2 separate regions of the Homo sapiens genome follow, and region 2 is linked to region 1. A link is a loop called in an ENCODE intact Hi-C map of the cell type or tissue named here. Cell type or tissue: Caco-2. All regions are shown on one strand. Each heading gives the region's core, and the rest is flanking DNA. Links, peaks and the distances in the headings are about the cores only.

What was found. Peaks named below come from ENCODE experiments on the same cell type or tissue, not always from the same donor. Only the 100,000 strongest peaks of a DNase experiment are listed, where the experiment ranks them.
Region 2: a loop joins it to region 1, with 7 times the contacts of the local background. A loop is called at or near these places in 9 of 110 quality-filtered maps.

Annotation. Positions count from the first base shown.
Region 1 is chr11:32,149,644-32,159,610 of GRCh38, forward strand. It overlaps the pseudogene THEM7P. Among named protein-coding and RNA genes, the nearest start is that of SNORA88, 11 kb to the left of the region's middle. In Caco-2, for the core only: a CTCF peak has its summit at 5,106; no DNase peak of the experiment used is centred there.
Region 2 is chr11:32,097,897-32,107,863 of GRCh38, forward strand. RCN1 (reticulocalbin 1) reads left to right here. Exons shown (of 6, transcript NM_002901.4): 3 at 454-632; 4 at 2,652-2,712; 5 at 5,385-5,584; 6 at 6,469-7,826. The coding sequence ends at 6,576. Among named protein-coding and RNA genes, the nearest start is that of RCN1, 12 kb to the left of the region's middle. RefSeq lists an enhancer at 8,099-8,368. In Caco-2, for the core only: no CTCF peak of the experiment used is centred there; a DNase peak (open chromatin) is centred at 5,674.

The DNA.
Region 1 (9,967 bases), core at 1,080-9,079:
CAAATCTGGTAAAGCCAGGTGGGACAAAGCCAGGTGGAACTGTAGACTGAGCTCCAACTCAACCTCCCTTATCGGCTGCTAACAGGTGAGGCAGTGAGCTGAGGAAACACGCTCAGGCTAACAGGTGTGTTGCCGAAAGGGAAATAGGAGAAGGGCCTCAGTACGCTCCCACCTGGTCATGAGTCTGCCACCTGGTATTTTTCGGGTAACACCTTCAGTCATGTCCCCATCTCTGGCCCAATCAGGGAGGCCAGGCAGATGGCGTTTATCATTCCCCAGGCCAGGGGTGGTACTGAATTGGCAGCCTCATCAGGACCACACTGAAAGAAAACGGCACTGCCCTCCAAGTAAGAGGGTGCTGTTTTATGTAAAGGAGGTGTTGGGGATCAGAAACAAAACCCCCAAAATATGATACTTTGACATAATCAACTGAAGAAGCTTCAAGGTCTCTCTGACCTTCCCCCCGAACCTCATAATCTCTCCCAAAGAAGCTGAAGTTCCTTTATCTCCCTAGGATCCAGACCTATCAAGGAGAACAATTGTTTTTTTTTCCCCTCCCTGAAATACCAAGAACATAACCACACCTAAACAGACCCTTTCACTGTCAAAGACAACTATTTACAAGTGAGTTTCTGTTCCACTAATGAGTGGATTACTAGGGATCCACTCATTCTCCATAATAATCCTTTATTGCCCCTCTTCTCCTCCCACCTCTCATAACCTGTGTTGCCAGGAAGGCATATAAGTTTCTGAACCCTGTTGAAGGACAGGCAATCACTGTGATTTTCCCCATGCACCCGTTAAGTAAGTTTATATGCTTTTTTTTCCCAATTAATCTGTCTTTTTTTAGTTGATTTTTTCCAAACCTTCAGAGGGTGAAGGGGAAGTTTCCCTTGGTCCTTACAGAGGAAAGGGATGCTGGAAAAATGAAAGCTAGAATCCCTTGATCAGTAGGATTTTCCAGGGGAGTCTCAGACCCAGAGTAATAGCTAACTCCAAGGCTACCATTATGAAGGGGCCGGGCTCTGCAAAGGGAAAAAGGGAGAATGAACAGTCGTAAGATGACTGCTGTTTCTAAGGGCCTGTCCTTGTTGGTACACACTGCTTGGTCTAATTTTGAAACTATATCATCCTCATTTTACAGATGAAGAAACAGACGATCAGGACAGTTAAGTAATTTGCCCAAAGTCATACAGCTAGTAAATACTAGAGCTGGTAGAGGGAGGCACAGGTCTCCATCCTCCGACAGGGAGGAAAGGTTTAATTTCAGGTGCCCTCACTTAGCGTACCTCACTGTCAAAGCCTTAAAAATATTTTTATGACCCTTCAACCAGATTTTCTTTGGATGCTTTCCAAAGCTCAAATGAAGCAACATATCTTCCCTTTCATCTCTGATTTTTGGAGGGCAGCATGTGCTATTTCAATGTCCCTGGACAGACACAGAAAAAGATATGGAAATGGGGCAGAAGCTAGTGTTGTCTACACTGCCCAAAGAGTCACTGGGTCTCCAACCACATTAACCAGCATTCAGCCTGGCTGTTGAGTGTCCCCTGTTCACACATCTTGTGCAACAAATAGCATGGATGTTGCAGAGTCAGCACATCAAGTGGAAGCAAGAGGATGGAGTCTGTCTTACCTTGTCCCTAATTCCTGTCTCTGACACCTGTGAGCTGTCCTCTAACAAGTAACTTAACCTCCATTAGCCTCAGTTTCCTCCTCTGTAAAATGGGAAAATCATACCTCTTTTAAAGATGCACCAAACAGATATTATTATCCCCATTCTACTTGTTCTACCCACAATTCCTGTCCCTTCTGGCCACAGAAAAGAAGGGACATATTCCTGACTCGAGGGTAGAAAACCCACTGGCCGATAAGAAACCACTGACATTGTATAGGGAATGTCAACTAAGGAGTGGAGAGTCCACCAGCCAGTGGCAGACACTTCAGGTGCAAGGGCCTGGGTGAAGGGGGTTGGAAGGGCTATTTGGGTTCAAGCACAAAACAAATGAGTAGAGGAAGCCAGTGAAGAAAAAAGAGAGCTGGGAGGAAAACAGATGCCAGAGAGAGAAAAGCAGAATGAGAACAGTAACGTGGCTCCTGAACAACAGAGAAAGAGCATGAAAGAGCCTGCTATTGGTTCCTTCTTCCTTAGCTTGTGTGAGATCACAGTCTCCATTTCATCTGAGCCAGCCTGAGGAAGTTTCCATTCCTTATGTCAGAACAATGCAACACAAAACACTGAGGGGGCAAAAAGACCATTGGGAGAGTTATCTTCCTGACACATAGTAGGTGCTCAATAAAAATCCTCACAGTTCTCTTCCTAAACTTGATTGAGGATAAAACACACTCAAACTAGCCCCATGTGACTACAAGCCAAGTCTGTATTTGAATCACTTTCCTTCTACACTTCTATTCCAAAAACCGTGGCCAAACTATGTGAGATATACTGCATAATTAGTGCGTACCTCTTAGCCTTGCCTAATTACCTCTTTTATCAATTAAAAATATTTTCCCATTAAGGAGAGGAGTTGAGAGGGAGAATGGAGTCACTTCCCTATTTCTAAAGCCTCTGAAAAATCCAGCAAGATAATGTCACCGATTTGGTTAATTTCAGGTGCACATCGGGCTATTCAACCTAGGTGAATTTAATGACTCAGGACAGGTCGGGCGATGAATGTCCCTGTAAATCATTTATAATTGCAAACATAAAAATTAAAAATCAGTCTGAAGAGCAAGATAACGTAATGGTAATGACAAAGAGCAGTAATCTGAAGATAGCGGCTCCTTGCTTTAATCAGGCCCATTCGAATGACAGAGCGCTCAGCCTCTGGGGGATTGTTCTGGAAACAAAAGGCTGGGAACCTACTTCAGTCTTTAATGACTCACTACGATAAAAGAAATTAACTGAATTTTCATATTATAATTATAAAACTTAATAGGGAATTTTTTCCTCTTCATACTCTTTATTTTTCTTCTAGTTGAGATAAACCAACAGACAGCCTATTCTCCTTACAAGGATGACTTTAAAGGCCAGTGATGTTCAGCCATGTCACACTGAAAGTCCAGCTAATAAATTATGTCCAAAAAGAGGCGCTGCCAGTGCTATAAAAGATAGTTTCTGGAGGCTTTGAGAAATTTTAAAAAGTCCTTACCTTATTTTCAGTGTGTATATGATACTGTAGCCCTCCAAGTCAGCCAGATCAAGAAGCAGATAAGCAATAAAGCATCAAATTCTTCTCTCCGGTGCTTGTGAACCACAAATTGAACATTCTCCTTCCCTTGCCTTTTCTGCCTGGTAGACATTTAGTCATAGTTCCAGGTCTAATTTAGGTGGAACTTCCTTTAGGAAGCTTTCTCTGATTACCACCCTTCCTTCCTCTTTTCCCAGAACTTCCCCCTTCCTGGCGGCTCATTCTCTCTTCTGGGTTTCCTCTGAACCCTAAACACAGACCTAATCCTGGACTTATCACACTGTGTGTCTTACTGTCACAGGAGTAGGATAATTGCATTCTCTCCTACAAAGCTATCATTCTTTTGAGGAGAGACTATGTAGGAATCATGACCAACCGACCCTCCAAACACATGCCACATTGTGGGCATTGAATAAATATTTGTTGGCTGATTGAGATCTATCTTAATTCCAGGTTTAACCTGGGAGAAAAAAGTGAGGGCAGAGTCAAGAAAATACCAAGCCTTTAGCACTGAAGAATAAAAAATACAAAGAGAGATAAGGGGTAGGGGCAGTCAGTACATAAGCTTCCTTAAATAGACACACAAATACACAATTCTTGCTCTTGATAATAAGAAAATAAACATGGGGTATTTTCTCTGGAGCTTTTAAATATTTCCAAGAGCCCTTGATAAAATTACAGTATTTTCCTGAGCAGCTGGGGTGACATTGCTCCATATAATTTCTTCTCCACGTGAATTGTATTGTGACATGAATGAGTAAGAATTTTTCAGTTGCAAGCAACAGAAACTGACTTCAGTCAACTTAAGGGCAGGGGGAAAGTCAGAGGTAGATTTTGTAGTTAGAACATAAAAGCATCTCACTAAACCGAAGGACAGGAATGTGGCTGGGAAGCAGGAAGAGCTGGAACTGGGAACTGGGAAGTTATCTCTTCAACAGGAGTTTCCTCTCTCTATTCCATAGATCATATTTCCTTGAGTCTCTCTCACCCTCTGTGCCAACCTTAGTGAACATCAGAATCCCCCAGAGGGCTTGGTAACCTGCAGGTCGCTGGACACCTCCTCCAAGTTTCTGAATCTGTAAGTCTGGGTGGGAACTGAGAATGTGTGTTTCTGACCAGCTCCCAGTGATGCTACTGCTACTGATCTGGGCACCAAATTTGAGAACAATTTCTCTATATCAGCTAGTGTACAGGGCAGGAAGAAGGTCAATGGAGCTGCCACATTTGCAGGTCACAGTCATAGCCACCAAGAGAGACTCAACCTGGTCCCACTTTCAGCTTCCTGGGAGACAGAACTCATTGCCCCAAGTGGACTAAGAATCTACCCTGGGCCCATCAGCTCTGGCTAGACACATGGCTGCCCCCTGAGCACACTGAGCCATTCCCAGGGAACAGGAGCTGGGCAAGCCACCCAATGTGACTGCCATGAGACTCAAAGGAGTCTTGCATTTTTACTGGACTAGTGGAAGCCCAGGTACCTTTAAGACAGCAGAAGCTCAGAGTTCAGGAAACTCCCTCTCACCTGAAACAAAACTCAGAACTACTCCCATCTCTGCAAACAGCAGCTCCTGTCAAATGTGTGAGGGCAGGAAAGAAGTAGGGCTTCCTTCCCATGTGACACTGCGGCAGAGGGTTGAAGAACTTGGTCTGCAGCAGTGGTTCTTAAGCAGGGGTGATTCTGCCCCCTAGGGACACTTGGACATTTCTGGAGACAGTTTTAATTTTCACAACTTGGAGGTGAGGAGTAGGGCTGCTACTGGCATCTAATGGATAGAGACCAAAGATGCGGGTAAACATCCTACAATGCACAGGACAAGCCCCATAACAAAGACTTCTCCAGCCCAAAATGTCAATAGGGCCAAGACTGAGAAATTCTGGTTGAGAGCCTAAGAGATCCTCAAAAAAAGAAAAGTTATGGTCTTCTCCTCCACAGCATGGGTGACATTGTTCCACATAGTTGAATCCCAGTCCCACCCACTGAGTTAGAGCCCTACACGGCTGCTTACTGGCTGTGGGAACTCAGGCAAGCCACAATCCCTCTAAGCCTTAGCTTCCACATATGTAATATGGGACACTAGGGCTGTTGGAGGGAATTTAATGAATTAATAGCCATAAAGAACTTAGCCCAATGCCTGACACACAGTAAGCACTCCATACACAATAGTTATGTATCAATGTTATTACTGTTGTTATTATTATTATGTATTTGTGATTGGACTCATGGAGGAACTCTGACATTCCTCCCTGACTTGGGATAGATAGCTCAATGAATTCAGGAATTATTGTGAGGGTGGGAAAAAAGGAGGCTAAACTCTCATGGAAAAGAATAAACGGGGTGGCAGTGGGGTTGGGAGGAGCCACTCATCTTAAAGAAAGGAGACACTAGAACCTGCATGTGGCATCATTCTGCATCCTCTTTCCCTTTCACAGCAAAGTGTTTTTACGTTGGCACTTTTCATACTGAATTAGGGAAAGTAAATATTAATAGGAGATGATACTAATCACCCATGACAGAAAATTCCCACTCTGATCAAACTTTCATAACACATTAGGAGCAAAAAGCCCTCTCCTGCCTCTTACAGGCCAATCTCCATGTTGCCCATACGCGATGGCAATCACAAGCGTCTGTCCATCTGCAAAGGCTCCTTAACACAGGCCAATGACAACATGCAAACCGAGATTGCACTGCAAATGCTCACTGCCCAAGTGCCAAGGCCAGCCTCCATCACACGGTCAGTGGTAACCGTAGTGTCCTTGATGCTCCTGAATGCGGGCACAAAGCTCTGCCTATCCAGGGGAATCACTGTATCTTGGCATTTTAGAGTTAAAAAGACCTTGGAAATCTTTCAGACCAATTCACTCACATTTAAGCTATCAGTTCATGGAAGGGACTAAGTAAATTTATTTAACCACAAGGTACTAAATCTTCTGTAGGAACCAGACATTAGGTGGAGCAGCGGAATAATCTGAAGGTCTTTCACTTCTAATGCAATTGTGGTAGACAGCCCTTTAGGAGAGTTCTGGGCCAATATCTAGCTGGACTTTGTCACATTTTATTTTTTAGTTTGCTTTGATTCAATTTGATAGTCTCTGTCATTTAATTGATTAGTTATATTTCTTGAGATACTGAATTATTTCTGCCATCTTATTTTGTGTGTTTCTGTTGGTTATCCACTTCTTGACTTCTTTCCCCTCATTTTCTGGCTTCTTTTAGATTGACAAAGTTTTCTATAATTTTTCTTGTTACATTGTTAGTTTGGAAGGTATAGAGTGTATTTCTAGTCTTCTAATGGCCATCCTTAATCTTTTTTTTTTTTTTGTCTCAAAAAAATGAGACAGCATCTTGCTCTGTTGCCCAGGCTGGAGTGCAGTGGTGTGATCACGGCTCACTGTAGCTTTGACCTCCTGGGCTCAAGCAATCCTCCTTCCTCAGCCTCCTGAGAAGCTGGGGCTACACCTACATGCCACTACTTCGAGCTAATTTTTTAAAAAAGTTTTGGTAGAGCCATGGTCTCACTATGTTGCCCAGGTTGGTCTCAAACTCCTGAGCTCAAGCTATCTTCCTGCTTCCTCCCACAGTGCTGAGATTACAGATGTGAGCCACCACATTCTGCCATTCTTAGTATTTTAACCAACTTACTTAATTCTACATTTGTACAACAAAGTCCCAAATTGCTCATTATTTCTATCTTCCTCCCAAATGTGACATAAATCTTAGTGGGCAAAAATGGTCATATTGCCTTGAAGCCTAAAATATTTACTCTCTGGCCCTTTAAGAAAAAGTTTGCAGGCCCCTGCTCTAGAATAATAGTTTAGTGGGGTGGAAAAATTATAGGTTGATGGTTATATTTTTCAACACTTTGAACATATTCCTTCAATGTCTTTGGCCTTTACTGTTGCCCATAAGAAATTATACTTTATGTATTACAGTTTTACTATGATGTGTTTAGCTGTGAATTTTTCTTTGTGTGTACTGCTTGGAACTCAGCATACACTATACATAAGGTGATCACGCCTTTCTTCAGTTTCTTGTCAGATACTGTTTCTCTGCTATTTCTTACATTGGAGTTCTTGATCTATATATTATATCTCTTAACTTAAAAAAAATAATTGTTTTGTTTTTTAAAATGTCCTCTCTGTTAGTGCTGCATGCTACTAACTAAAGCACATGTTAACTCAGTGCTATCTTCCAGTTCACTAATTCTTTCTCCAACTACATATACTCTAAAGTTTATACTATTGCTTTTCTGGTTTGGTGGCTATATTTTTTATTTTCAAGGTTTCTAATTGGTTCTTATTTCATTTGTTGGTTTATTTTACCTTTTATTGCTTGCTTGACTTCCTTATTTGACAGCTTTGCAATTACCTCCACGAAGATGACCCCCAATCAGATCTTCTAATGGCATTTCAGGGCTCCTGTCCCATGTATTGTTGGGAAAATCATAGATCCAATCATGAGGCAGTGGCCAATTTAGTTGAATTCTTACTCAAGAAGCTCTGGGTTCTCCAGCCTCTATAGGTTCCCATCATTCTTACAGTCATAGCCCAGCAATTCTGAATTTTTCCACAAGGGACACTGGGCAATGTCTGTAGATACTTTTGGTTGTCACAACTGGAGGAGGTGGGTTGTTGTTACTGGCATTTAATGGGTAGAGGCCAGGAACAGCGCTAAACATTCTACAATGCATAGAACAACTCTACTACACAGAATTATCTGGCCCAATGTGTCAACAGCCCTTAGGGTAAGAAACTCTGCCATAGCCCCAGGTAGTGATCAGCACTTTTCAGTCTCCTTTCACAACTAAGGGAGCTACACTCCAGCTCCCAGCTTTAAGCAGTGAGTGTGGCCTGGTGAGCACTGTTAATCTTGGTCTGGTGAGCACTGTTAATTGCTGAGATCCCTCAGAGGTGGATCTCCTAGTGATCATTGTGAGCTTCTAGACCCAGAATCAACAGACCCAATGATGAAGCCCCATTCGTGTTGCATTTCTGGTCCGTGGACTTACCTTATTCCTGAGCCATGCCTCTTATACCTTTTTGGTTTTCTACTTTAACATTTAATCTCTCACCTCTGTATGTTTGAAGCAAAGATATTGAGTCAAAACACGAACTCACTGTGCCACCTTCACCCAAGCCAAATGCTTAATAAGGACAGTCTACATGATTCAACCATTTCTTTTTCCTTTGTTTTATTATTTCTTAGATTTTTTTTTAGATAAAAATATCAGATGTTTTGCAATATGCTCTCCCACAACTCACTGTATAATGAGATAGTACTTTCTAGGTTGAATTTTCTCAGAGGTATTTTCAAGGGAGCAGCTCAAAGGGGCCTTTGAAAAGATCTAGAAGCCTTGCAGCTGACAGGAGGAAAAGGAGACCCTGATGGATGCTGGCACATTTGACTGGAGCTTCTCCCATATTTAAAGGATGCTGGGGTGCAAGGTGGAGGTTTTTGAAGGTTGTATTTCAATGGACACAGCTTCCTTTCCCTGTGACTTGTGCCCCTGCTTCCTTGTGTCTTGGTGACCCAGTGGGAACTGCTATATATGGAAAGAAGATAGTTATGAAATGCCCAAGGCAGGCGTCTCAGTCTCAAATGAGATTAGAGGAGCAGGATGTGGAAAATCAAAACCACAGAAGACCCTAAAATTCCCTGACACTGGATAAAGCACAGCTGTCATCAACATCCAACGTTTTGCTTTTCCAAGCCCACTGGGTCTGAGTGTTTCATGTGCAAGACCAGGACTCGGTTCCATCTAATTCAGATGCCATGCATCCCCTGCAGTGTCTCCCCTCTAGGGACACTGCCCTAGCCCAGCAGAGGTATGGTTCCTAGAGTCTCCTTCCAGAGCGCTGTTTATCATGGGTCTGCTCCTGGCTCACCCCAGGCTCATTTGATTGGATGAAAGATGGACACCTGGCCTAATTAACTTCTGTCTCTGAGGAAACTGATTTTGAGTAATGAAGATGTAGTCATTTACCTGTGGGGAGCCTAGCTGGAAGGTCATGTGGAATTGGAGGCTGAGGACACCATTTTGGGGTTGCCAGAAGAAGGCCATGTGCAAGCAGGACCGCCATGTACAAGGGCATCCAACTGAGAAGTAAGTGAGCCTGGAAACTCAGCTTGCCAAACTGTGTGCCCTGGAGTGAACACCTTCTTCTAATTTGCACGAAGTTGTCACATGGGCTAGCATTGGAACCTGTGTGCAAGTAGATGAGTGTGCAGAGGAGATGTCCTATAAAGACAAGAATGAAGGAAATGTGCAGCCTGGATGCGAGACGAGTAGCCTCAGGGAGGAATAACAAGCGAGGTGGAAGAAAGAGTTGCCTGTAGTCCTCAAAGCTCCTGAGCCCTTTGTTCCAGTCCCTGCAAACACCCAGCTCCACTTCCTACCTATGGCTTGTGGGAAATGTTCTAGTGTGCTTATAATAAATTCCCCATTGCTTAAATTAGCTTTAATGAGTGGATTTCTGTTCTTTGCAATTAAAAATGCGCTGTTGTGATTCAGCTTGTTCTTATGTACTATTGTATGCTCAGAGCCTAGCACAGTGTCCACACGTAGTAGTTGCTCAGTGAAGATCTGCCAAATAGATGCATGGAAGAGAAACTTGTGAAATGAGTGGTTTAAGAAAGTGCCAGTATTTGAGATTCCTCACCAAGTCCATCTGGCACAACAGAAACATGAGAGTTTCTATGGTGAAATTAAACCAGTAACATTTTTCACCAGAACACATTGGTGAAATTCCAATAAGAAAATACAGTGTAAGCCTCAATT
Region 2 (9,967 bases), core at 956-8,955, 52 kb before region 1:
TGCTGGGTGCATGGTGAGGTTGGCAAAGAAACAGGCCCAAGGAGAACCAAAGATGCACTCACGCGGCCAGAATCGGGGAGATCTTGAAAGCCAGGCACGGCGTTGAGACAAGATGTTTTGGGTACCAAAGAGCCTCTGTATGTTCCAGATCTAAGAATGAGATGATGAAAGTAGAGTTCTGCAAAGAGAAGTATGGCAGTAATATAGTCTAAAGCCTGCGCTCTTAACCACTTGCAGTAATTCCCCTAATATGCCATGAGGCCTAGATTATGGGGTGGCTTGAAGGGACTGATATTAGAGGCATTCTGACATAGAATGTTTTAAAGAACTCAGTAGGTCGGGACCTTTTTTCCCTATATGTACCATTTGAGCATGCAGGATGAGTGATCTGGCAGGAAACGCCTTTCTTGACCGCACGGTTTAAAAACATTTCTGCATACATACATCCTGCAGGAAACCCCGCAGAGTTTCATGATTCTTCAGATCATCACACCTTTAAAAAGATGCTGCCACGTGATGAGAGAAGATTCAAAGCTGCAGACCTCAATGGTGACCTGACAGCTACTCGGGAGGAGTTCACTGCCTTTCTGCATCCTGAAGAGTTTGAACATATGAAGGAAATTGTGGTTTTGGTAAGATAAGTGAAGAGTCTGGGCTGGGAAGAGACCAGGGAGAAAACTGCCTCCAAATCTTGTCTCTTCCAAAGAGAGAAGATTTTTCAGCCTGAAGGGAATTGGAGAAGGACTCTGAAGTAGAGTTTGTTGGAATCCCCGTCTACCCAGAAAATTAGTCAGGTCAGGCTGGCTGCTGTAACAGATAGCCCCCAGTTGTAGCCATTTAACACTAGCAAAGCTTGTTCCAGCCAGATGGACCTCCTGGGCTGTTCTCTGAGCACAGTTGGGTACCCAGTTCTCCTCTAAGCACTCCTGCTTGTGCTCTGCCATCTTGTAGCTTCAAAGTCATCCTGGCAACACCCAGCTGGCTGACAAAGGAAAAGAGAGGGAATGAGAAGATACAGTCTTTGTTTACTCTTCCGGCCAGGGAATGACACATCCCCTTCACGTATGTTCCACTGGTCCCTCCTAGATATGAAGAGGCTGGGAAATACAGTTTAGATACGTGCCTAGAAAGAGTAAATGGGGCCCAGGCACAGTGGCTCACGCCTGTAATCCCAGCACTTTGGGAGGCCGAGGCAGGCGGATCATGAGGTCAGGAGTTTGAAACCAGCCTGGCCAATATGTTGAAATGCTGTCTCTACTAAAGATACAAAAAAAATTAGCCAGGCATGGTGGCATGTGCCTGTAATCCCAGCTACTTGGGAGGCTGAGGCAGGAGAATCGCTTAAACCCAGGAGGCGGAGGTTGCAGTGAGCCGAGATCGTGCCATTGCACTCCAGCCTGGGCGACAGGGTGAGACTCCTTCTCAAAAAAAAAAAAAAGAAAGAGCAAATGGCTTAAGTGAGCAACTAGCTAGTCTCTGCCCCATTTTTCAATTTTAAGGGACTTGGAAAAAGACTCAGAAATGGAATGAATTGGATTGTTAAAACTGTATGGAAATGTAAAGTAAAAATTATGGCTGGAAGAGATGCTACCCTTAGCGGGTGGGTCTTTGGAGGGTGGGTGGATCAGGCCCTAGGCTTTGAGGAATGACTATGCTTGTAAGGCCTCAGAATGTAGTTGCTTTCCGTAGTGTCTTGTTGGGTCCCAAATGTCTTCATTTTCCATGACAATTAAATAAATGCCATCACCTGTTTTCCTGGGCAGATGCACCAACCCAGTTCCAACTGTTTCAATCCTGGGAAACAGATGGCTAGAGCTTTTGTTTACACGAGCTGTGGATGGTTTTAGTTATCCAGGTGGTGGAAGGGTCCACTCATGCTTCATCCTCCTGACTGCCATGACTGTAAGGACTGGGCAGTGGCTCCAAGAATCATTTCTCTTTACCACTCAACATTCATGTAGTGTTAGCTAATGTGGCAGAGGACAGTGCAGGTGGTGAATGATCCCGAGTAGACTACGAGCCTTTGGGAGTGGCTCTCTGCTCTCAGGTTGGCTCTTTGGTTTGACCCAGGATGCCTCTGAGTTGCTGTGCCAATGAACAGTAAACTCATTTAATTATTGACCCAATCAAAAAATACTGAATAAGAGGTCAAGTATACTAAATACAGAGCACAATACATCAAAAAGTCAGATATACTTTTATTTTTTAGTTGCCCACTGTTTCACATTTCTCTTGACACCAACTCAGTATTCATAGTCCTGTTAGCACTAGAGTCTATTCTTGTGGTCATCTAATCCAGTGGTTCTCACACTGGGTTTCTCGCATGTTCCCCAGTGGGTGTTTTGGCTGGATGGTGGAGTTAGTTGGCCTGGCAGGGCCTCCTGATATCGTCAGAGCACCTCTGGGGTTACAGGTACATCTTGCTTGCTTTGAAGAAAGCATTCTGCTCTGGAAACTGGGGTGGGGGATTAGGAACAGAAACTATTGCCTGTTTTTTACAGATAAAAAACTAGTTCCCAGGGAAGTAAGGCGATGAGCCAGAAGTCACCAAGCATTCAGCCGTAAAAGCTGGACAAATGAGGACAATAGAATTCTCAGACTTCTTAGAGCACATGGCCATCTTGCATTCTGTTTTACCTTTTGCTTCCTAGGAAACCCTGGAGGACATCGACAAGAACGGGGATGGGTTTGTGGATCAGGATGAGTATATTGGTGAGTACTGACCTAGAGTCTTGCTCAGCTGTCCTGACTGGGCCACATGACCCCACCCACACGTCTGGCTACTTTCCCCAGACGTCTCTTTTAGCAACAGCTGCAAGTCTATACGTCACTCCTGGGAGCTTCCAGCCTGCTTGTCCCATCAGCCCTAGTGATGTAGTATCAGGGAAGTATTATTAGGCCTCATTCAGTGGAGAAGAGATGAAAAGGCTGGCCCTACACAAGGCTGGCCAACAGTTGGCCCCATGACTCTGAGAGGTGCCCTTCATCACACTGCCTAGTTTTACCTTTGCAAAAGGACATTGGAGATCCCATAGATTTACAGTGAAGATAGAGGAGACAGTGTCAGGGCAAAGCCTCTAAAACTGGACTGGGTCAATGGAGCCTAGAAACTCTGAGTAGATGCAGCTGTGATTAACAGAACTGTTTATGTGTCTGAGCACTTTGCAGAAAGGCATTCTTCTTAGAAAGATAAATGCTTTACAGAGTGCACAATTGCCCAATAATATGCTCATTTTGTGCCCCTCGTTTCCCATCCTTTGGATGGGAGTCCTATAGTGTCAAATTAATGTATTTGGGTCTGAACCCACCATTGCTGGTTAGAGCCCTTCCTGGTAGCCCCAAATCCCCCCCAGCCCAACCCCCCGCTAGAAAGGACTAGAGCAGGCAACAAGGACAATTCCATTTGATCCTCACCACCTGCTATGGCACATGGCTCCAGCTGCAGGCTCCCTTCTCATGGCAGCTCTTTTCCCAAGTCTCAATAAAGTAAAAGCTGGAAAATCATTTGGTTTAGGTGTTGACCTATGAAAAGAGAAATGAAATATGTATAATTTTTGTACAGATTTTTAATCAAAGCCATTAATTACCTTTAAATGTAAAACTCAGAGCCTGAGTTGCTGTCTCTGGTTTTGTGGTTGTATTACTTTGCCATCCCAGACACGAGAACAAGTGCCTTCAGCAATGAAGAGCAGACTTTCCTCTAATCATTAGAAATTATGTTTGATCATGAGCCAAACACTGTTCCTTGTGTGTCATTGGTAACAGACAAGGTAGCTCTCGCCACAGTAATTAAAGTGATCTTGGTGGCACTACCCTGATAGAATAACATATGCTGACAGCTCCCTCATCAGAGCAAGCAGTTGAGCCTTCCTCTTGCTGGGTCCACGTGCGAGGGTCACGTTCGGAGGCGCAGACCTCTTACTGTGGCACTGGGGATGAAATGAGACTGACAGCAAAGACTGCATGATCAAAACAAACAATGTAGTGCTTTTGATTGAAAGTGTGCGCTCTGCCCAGCCCTCCGGAACTGTGCATTGAAATGGTGCAAAGTCAGAGGCAGAACTCTTTGAGTGGCTTTGCCTAAAAGAAGCATCCCATTCTTTACAGTGAATAGGGAGAGGGAGGTGGAGGCGTTGCGCTTGAAAATCGAATACCTAGTGACTCACAGGCAGAGGAAACCCAATGTATTGACTCGTCATTTCACTTCTCGGGGAGGCTTCTCTTCAAGCGGCACCAAGTGGAAAGTGTGTGGTGGGGGGTGGTAGTAGGAAGAGCACTGGAATTAGGAACCCTACCTTCACCAATTAGCTGTGTGACCCTGGGGTAATCATGTAATGGCTTCAAACCTCAGCTTCCTCATCTGTAAAATGGGGGAAAAAAAGTGAGCCCATTTTTACAGGATTCGATGAAGCTCGAATTAGCTAATACATATTACAACTCTTTCTCAAAAACAATGTAGACATGTCAGTTAGGGGTCTACCTTGTAGTCAAGGGTCTTGTCTTTTTTTTTCCTTCACTTACTACCTGCTTCATTCACCACCTGACATTTCCAAGCTCTGCTTCCGTGACAGAGAAACTGCCTGCAGGGTATCTCTCTTTTCCAAGAGCTACTGACACACACACAATGCAAAAACGTTTCCTTTTTCTTTTCCTTGCCATTTTGTACAATGGGGATAATGACCCATCTTGTAGAATTGTTATAAGGATGAAATATAATGACAAGTGAAAGCCCTTTGGAAATGATATAAACAATAGTACTAAACACAGTGGCTAAGACTCTGGGTTGAAAGCAGAGTGACCATGTTCCTGTGCAGCCTCCAGCTCATATGAGCTGTGGGTCATTGGGTAAGACTTTACCTCATTGTTTTCATCTGTAAAATGGGAATTATAACAGCACTCACTTTGTAAGGCTGTTATGTGAAAATCAAATGAAAACTGTGTGTAGAACACTTTATACAGTATCTGGACCATAGTGTTCAATGTTAGTCATTATTATTAGTTTTCGCTTATGTAGTGCCAGTTTGGGTTGTAGAGGGCTTTTACATCAAAATGGCACATTTGATCATAATAGCCCCATGATTTATAAATTATCATCTCCATTTTACAGACAAGGAAACTTCAGGCTCAGTCACTGAACTAAGTCAAAAGCCGGGATTTATCTTTTGGCTTCTAAACTCAGTTCTTTCTACTCCACCACATGGCCTTCATCATGAATAAATTACTGCATCATTATCCCCAAGAAGCTGCCTACCAGCTGTTTGAGTTAGGTCTCTGGATTGGTTGTCGCCTTTCCTAAAGCTCAGGAGGTCAAGTTTGTTTTATGGGGGTGGGGGAGGTTTACCTTCCCACTTTCCTTTGTAACCAACAATAACCTTCCCTTCTAGCGGATATGTTTTCCCATGAGGAGAATGGCCCTGAGCCAGACTGGGTTTTATCAGAACGGGAGCAGTTTAACGAATTCCGGGATCTGAACAAGGACGGGAAGTTAGACAAAGATGAGATTCGCCACTGGATCCTCCCTCAAGATTATGATCATGCACAGGCTGAGGCCAGGCATCTGGTATATGAATCAGACAAAAACAAGGTATTTCCCATTCTTCTGGAATCACTGATTGAAGGGAGACAGTTTACATAAGATCGGTTTTGTTTGCTTTTTCGGCGATAGCATTGACCCATGTGGCCATGTCTTTATTGACTTTTCCTTCTTGTCCTACAGTGGAGACCTGTAAACTTGAGCTAATACCGTGATAACCCACAGTAAAATTATTAGGCCCCAACTTTCCTGGAAAGTCAGCTGTGAGCCACAGACTTACATTAAGTCACATTTCCTAAGATTGCAGAACTTTGTGGGCAGGACACGATTTAAGAAGTATACCCCGTGTTGCCCTAGGATCAGCTTATTTATCCATTCATTGTCACCAAATACTTATCAAACATCTGTGAGGTGTCAGGAACAAGGAAGCCCATCCCATTAAAGCCCAGACATCCTCAGGCAAGCTCAGGTTTCTGGCTTTAATGCCTAGTACTTCGGTATCTATTGATAAACATCCAAATAAACAAATCAATACATTTAGAAAAATGTCCTGCCTATTCCCCACTTTGCTGATTGCCCCCAAATTCTCAGGTTATGCCAACAGTCAGTTTAGGCAGCGAGGCTGTAAGAGGAAAGTGGCATTCTTGAGGGCCTATTTTGGGAAGACCAACACTGCTTGTGGGCACAAATGGATTCTAGCTTCTGAATTACTCGGGGACTTCCCTGACACGTTAGCACGGTTTTTATAGCAAGAGGCTGTTCCGATTTGGAGTTTTGCAATGCAGTCATGGTAGATGAAGGAGGTGCCCAGTAGCTTCTGGATTACTAAATATAGTATTTTAAATGTTGTACATCAGTGAAATGACATGAACATCATACAGAACTAGTACAGTTACCAGAGCTTCCATGACAGTGCTCTTTGATCTCTTCTATAGGATGAGAAGCTAACTAAAGAGGAAATATTGGAGAACTGGAACATGTTTGTCGGAAGCCAAGCTACCAATTACGGGGAAGATCTCACAAAAAATCATGATGAGCTTTGATAGACACTCACCAGAATATGGCAGACTGTCATAGGCATTCTGTTATTGTCTTGGATTGTTGCTACAATTGTCTAATTTACAGCAGTTGTGATCCCACAAAAAGCAAGTTTATACCTCAGATTGGGGTATAAAAATTGTTTTTCGCTCAGTATTTACTGGAAAATGGACATCACTAGTCTTTCAGTAAGATTTCTCTCAAAACACGTGAAAACCTTGGTAAATTGCAATTCTTTCTGGGGATATATTGGTACAACATGACTTAAAACTTTTTTTTTTCTATTAAAACTTAAAGGGGAACAAAACTTGAAAAAGCCCTGTTCTTCAGAAGGTGAGTGGGTTGAGGGAGGCAGTAATATGAAGTGACTGCTGTGTATTTTAACTACCAGATTTTTTATATTTGCCACTGTTAAATAGTTGGAAAGGGGAAATTCTGATTAAGCGAAAGTGGTATCATCCTAGGTAAGCTTATTTCAGAACAAGTCTAATATTTCAGATTCTTTCTTTTCGACTTTATACTCTGAGTTATTACTTACTGTAAGTGGTGTATATGAAACCTCCATGCATTTTCCAGTATGGATCTGCTAATATGCACAGTAAATCCATGTCTTTGTTTGTTTTTCTATTAAAAAGCAATCAAGAAAGATAATGTGAAAAAGAAAGGAATTTAGAGGTAGGGAAAAGATGAATGTCAGACATTTGAAGAACTATAGTAAAATGATAAACACTAAATATACTTGAGAAAACTTTCTTAATATGCCAATGAGGTAGGCCTGATCTTTGAAATAGTGAATAGGAATACAATGCATTTCCTCAGTGATCACTGATTAGAATGAGTTGGTGGGATCCTTGGGAAGCCAAACGGAGCGGAGTTCTGGATCATGTCCCATCCAGTCCAGTGAATCCACGACCCGCAGACCTGTCCCCCCGCAACAGCTTATACCATGGAATGAGGACAAGGTGATACTCTGAGCTGTGGACTGAACTGGCAGACACAACCTGTACAGATTGAAATTTCACCTTGTAAGGAGGAAGTGAATGAAATAAAGGATCCCCCTAAGGATTTTCTACTGTGTCCTGTGGTGTTTGACTTCACAGATGCTATTTGTGACATTATTCATATAGCATAAAACAGTGGGGTTGGATCCCATGAATAACATTATAAAGGTTCTGGGGTTTTTTTTCATCCAATTACTAGAATGTTCAGAATAGACTCATATTTACTAATTTAATAAATGTATGTACTTAATGCCTTTACTTTTCTAGGTCATTTTAACTATAAAATCTTCCTGAAAAAGGTTGCACCTGGAAAATCTGGACTTCTTCCCTGGGCCTATGAGGCGCTGTAGGAGGAGGCCTATGGGATCTGGCCCCTACCAGCAGTAGCATCATCTCCTTACCACTGTCCCTTTCATACCGCCTATAGTCTGGCCCCAGAGACTTTCTAGTCCTCAGACACACCAAGGTCATTCCCAGGTTGGGCCCTTTGCACTTGCTGCCCCCTCACATTCAGAATACCCATCTCTCACGCCCTCGGGTAACACATGGTACTTCCTCAGGGGGGCTTTCCAGACCCCACTATTTAAAGTAATCCCAACTCGAATCTCGGTTTCACATCCCCATTTTATTTTCTTCTTGGCATGCATTACTATTTGTATTCATTTCCATGCCTTCTGTCCAAATTGCCACAAAGTGGGGGATTTACAGTGACAGAAACTTACACGGTTCTGGAGGCCAGGGTCTGAAGTCAAGGTGTCAGCAGGGCTGCTCTGCCTCTGAAGGCACTAGGGAAAATGCCTCCTTGCTTCTTCCAGCTTCTGGTGACTCCTTGGAGTTCCTTAGCTTGTGGCTACATCACTCCACTGCGTCATCTCTGCCTCTGTCTTCACAAGGCCTTCCTCTCCTTTCTCTGTGTCTCCCCTTGGTGTGTCTTTTATAAGCACACTTGTCATTTGATTTAGAGCCCACTTGGATTATCTAAGATGGTCTCATCTTGAGGTGCATAATTACATCATCCCTTTTTCCAAGTAAGATCACATTCACAGGTTCTGGGGGTTAGCAGGTGGATATATCTTTTGGTGGGGGGCCTTCATTCAAGCTAACCTACTACACCACTTGACATTATATTGTTTGGACATTGCTTGTCTCTCCCAAGCTAGAATATAAACCATGAGACCAGCAGTCTCGTTTTCTGATTTACTGCTGTTTCCCGGGACTGCGAACAGTAGAGTCTATTAGCAATAAATGCTCAGGAATTATTTGCTGAATGAATGAGAGGCTGATGGCTTTAATCAAAGGGAATATCTCTCAGGGAAAAAAATTCTGTAAAAAATATTAAAATAGCTAACAATTGCTAAATGGGAACTTTGAGCGATTTGCCCAAGATTCCACAATGATTAAATGGCAAGGCAAGACATCAACTCCAGGTGTTCCTGGCTCCAAAGTTCTCTTCCATTTAGCTTTAAGTTTTGCTGCTCCAAATCTCAAAATTTCATATGTTTTCTCTTTATTTCTTTGCTCATCCACAGCATATGATTATGTGGTAAGGAAATGAGAATAACTCCGCTTTACTAGAAATAAGCATATGGCTTTTTTTTTAAAGCAATGAGAAGCTGTTTTTTAAAAAATGAGAAAATAATATTGTGTAACCTAATTATAAGCATAACAATTTAAAAGGTGATGACATTATTTTTCACCTCCAAAAAGGAATATAGTTGATTTATTATTGTATGTAGTAAGACATTAAATATATTTGGAGCATTAACTTTTTCCTTTCAAGTCAGTGCACATTGGAAGACTAACCCTGAACGATACTAGAGCTTCTGGGGCTGAATTTAACACTAAAGAATGAAAACCTTAGCTAGGGGCAAAACTGTTAACATGGTGATTTGTAAAACCTTAGATTTCTAATAAGGTCTGACTGTTTCAAGGAAAACATATTTTGTTTCTAGGTAACATTTCAAGTCTGATTATGAACAAATGCTACAAAATTGATCTGTAATGGGAAATACTGTAATGTCACAAAGCATTATTTAATGCTTAATGTGACTGAAAGCATTAATTGCTAGGAGCCATTGTCTGTCCAAGCAAAACACAAACACACATTTTACACTCCGCGTCTCTTACTGTAGGTTTTCGAATGAATAAAAGTGTCACAAAAATGTAGTTAGAAAATCTGCCATACCTGAAGGTTTTCTTCACCTGTTTGGAATATGGTAGTTGTTCCCTTATTAGCAAATGCGTGAGTCGTATCTTCTCAGAAGTCCCCAGCAAACAGTTGCTGTGTGGCTGCTTGTTAGCAGCTCAGCTAAAATGTCTCGTGGGGTGAGGTAGTGAGTGGTTGACGGGATTTTTTTTTTTTCCTTCTAGATTTATTTTGTCACTTTCATAATGA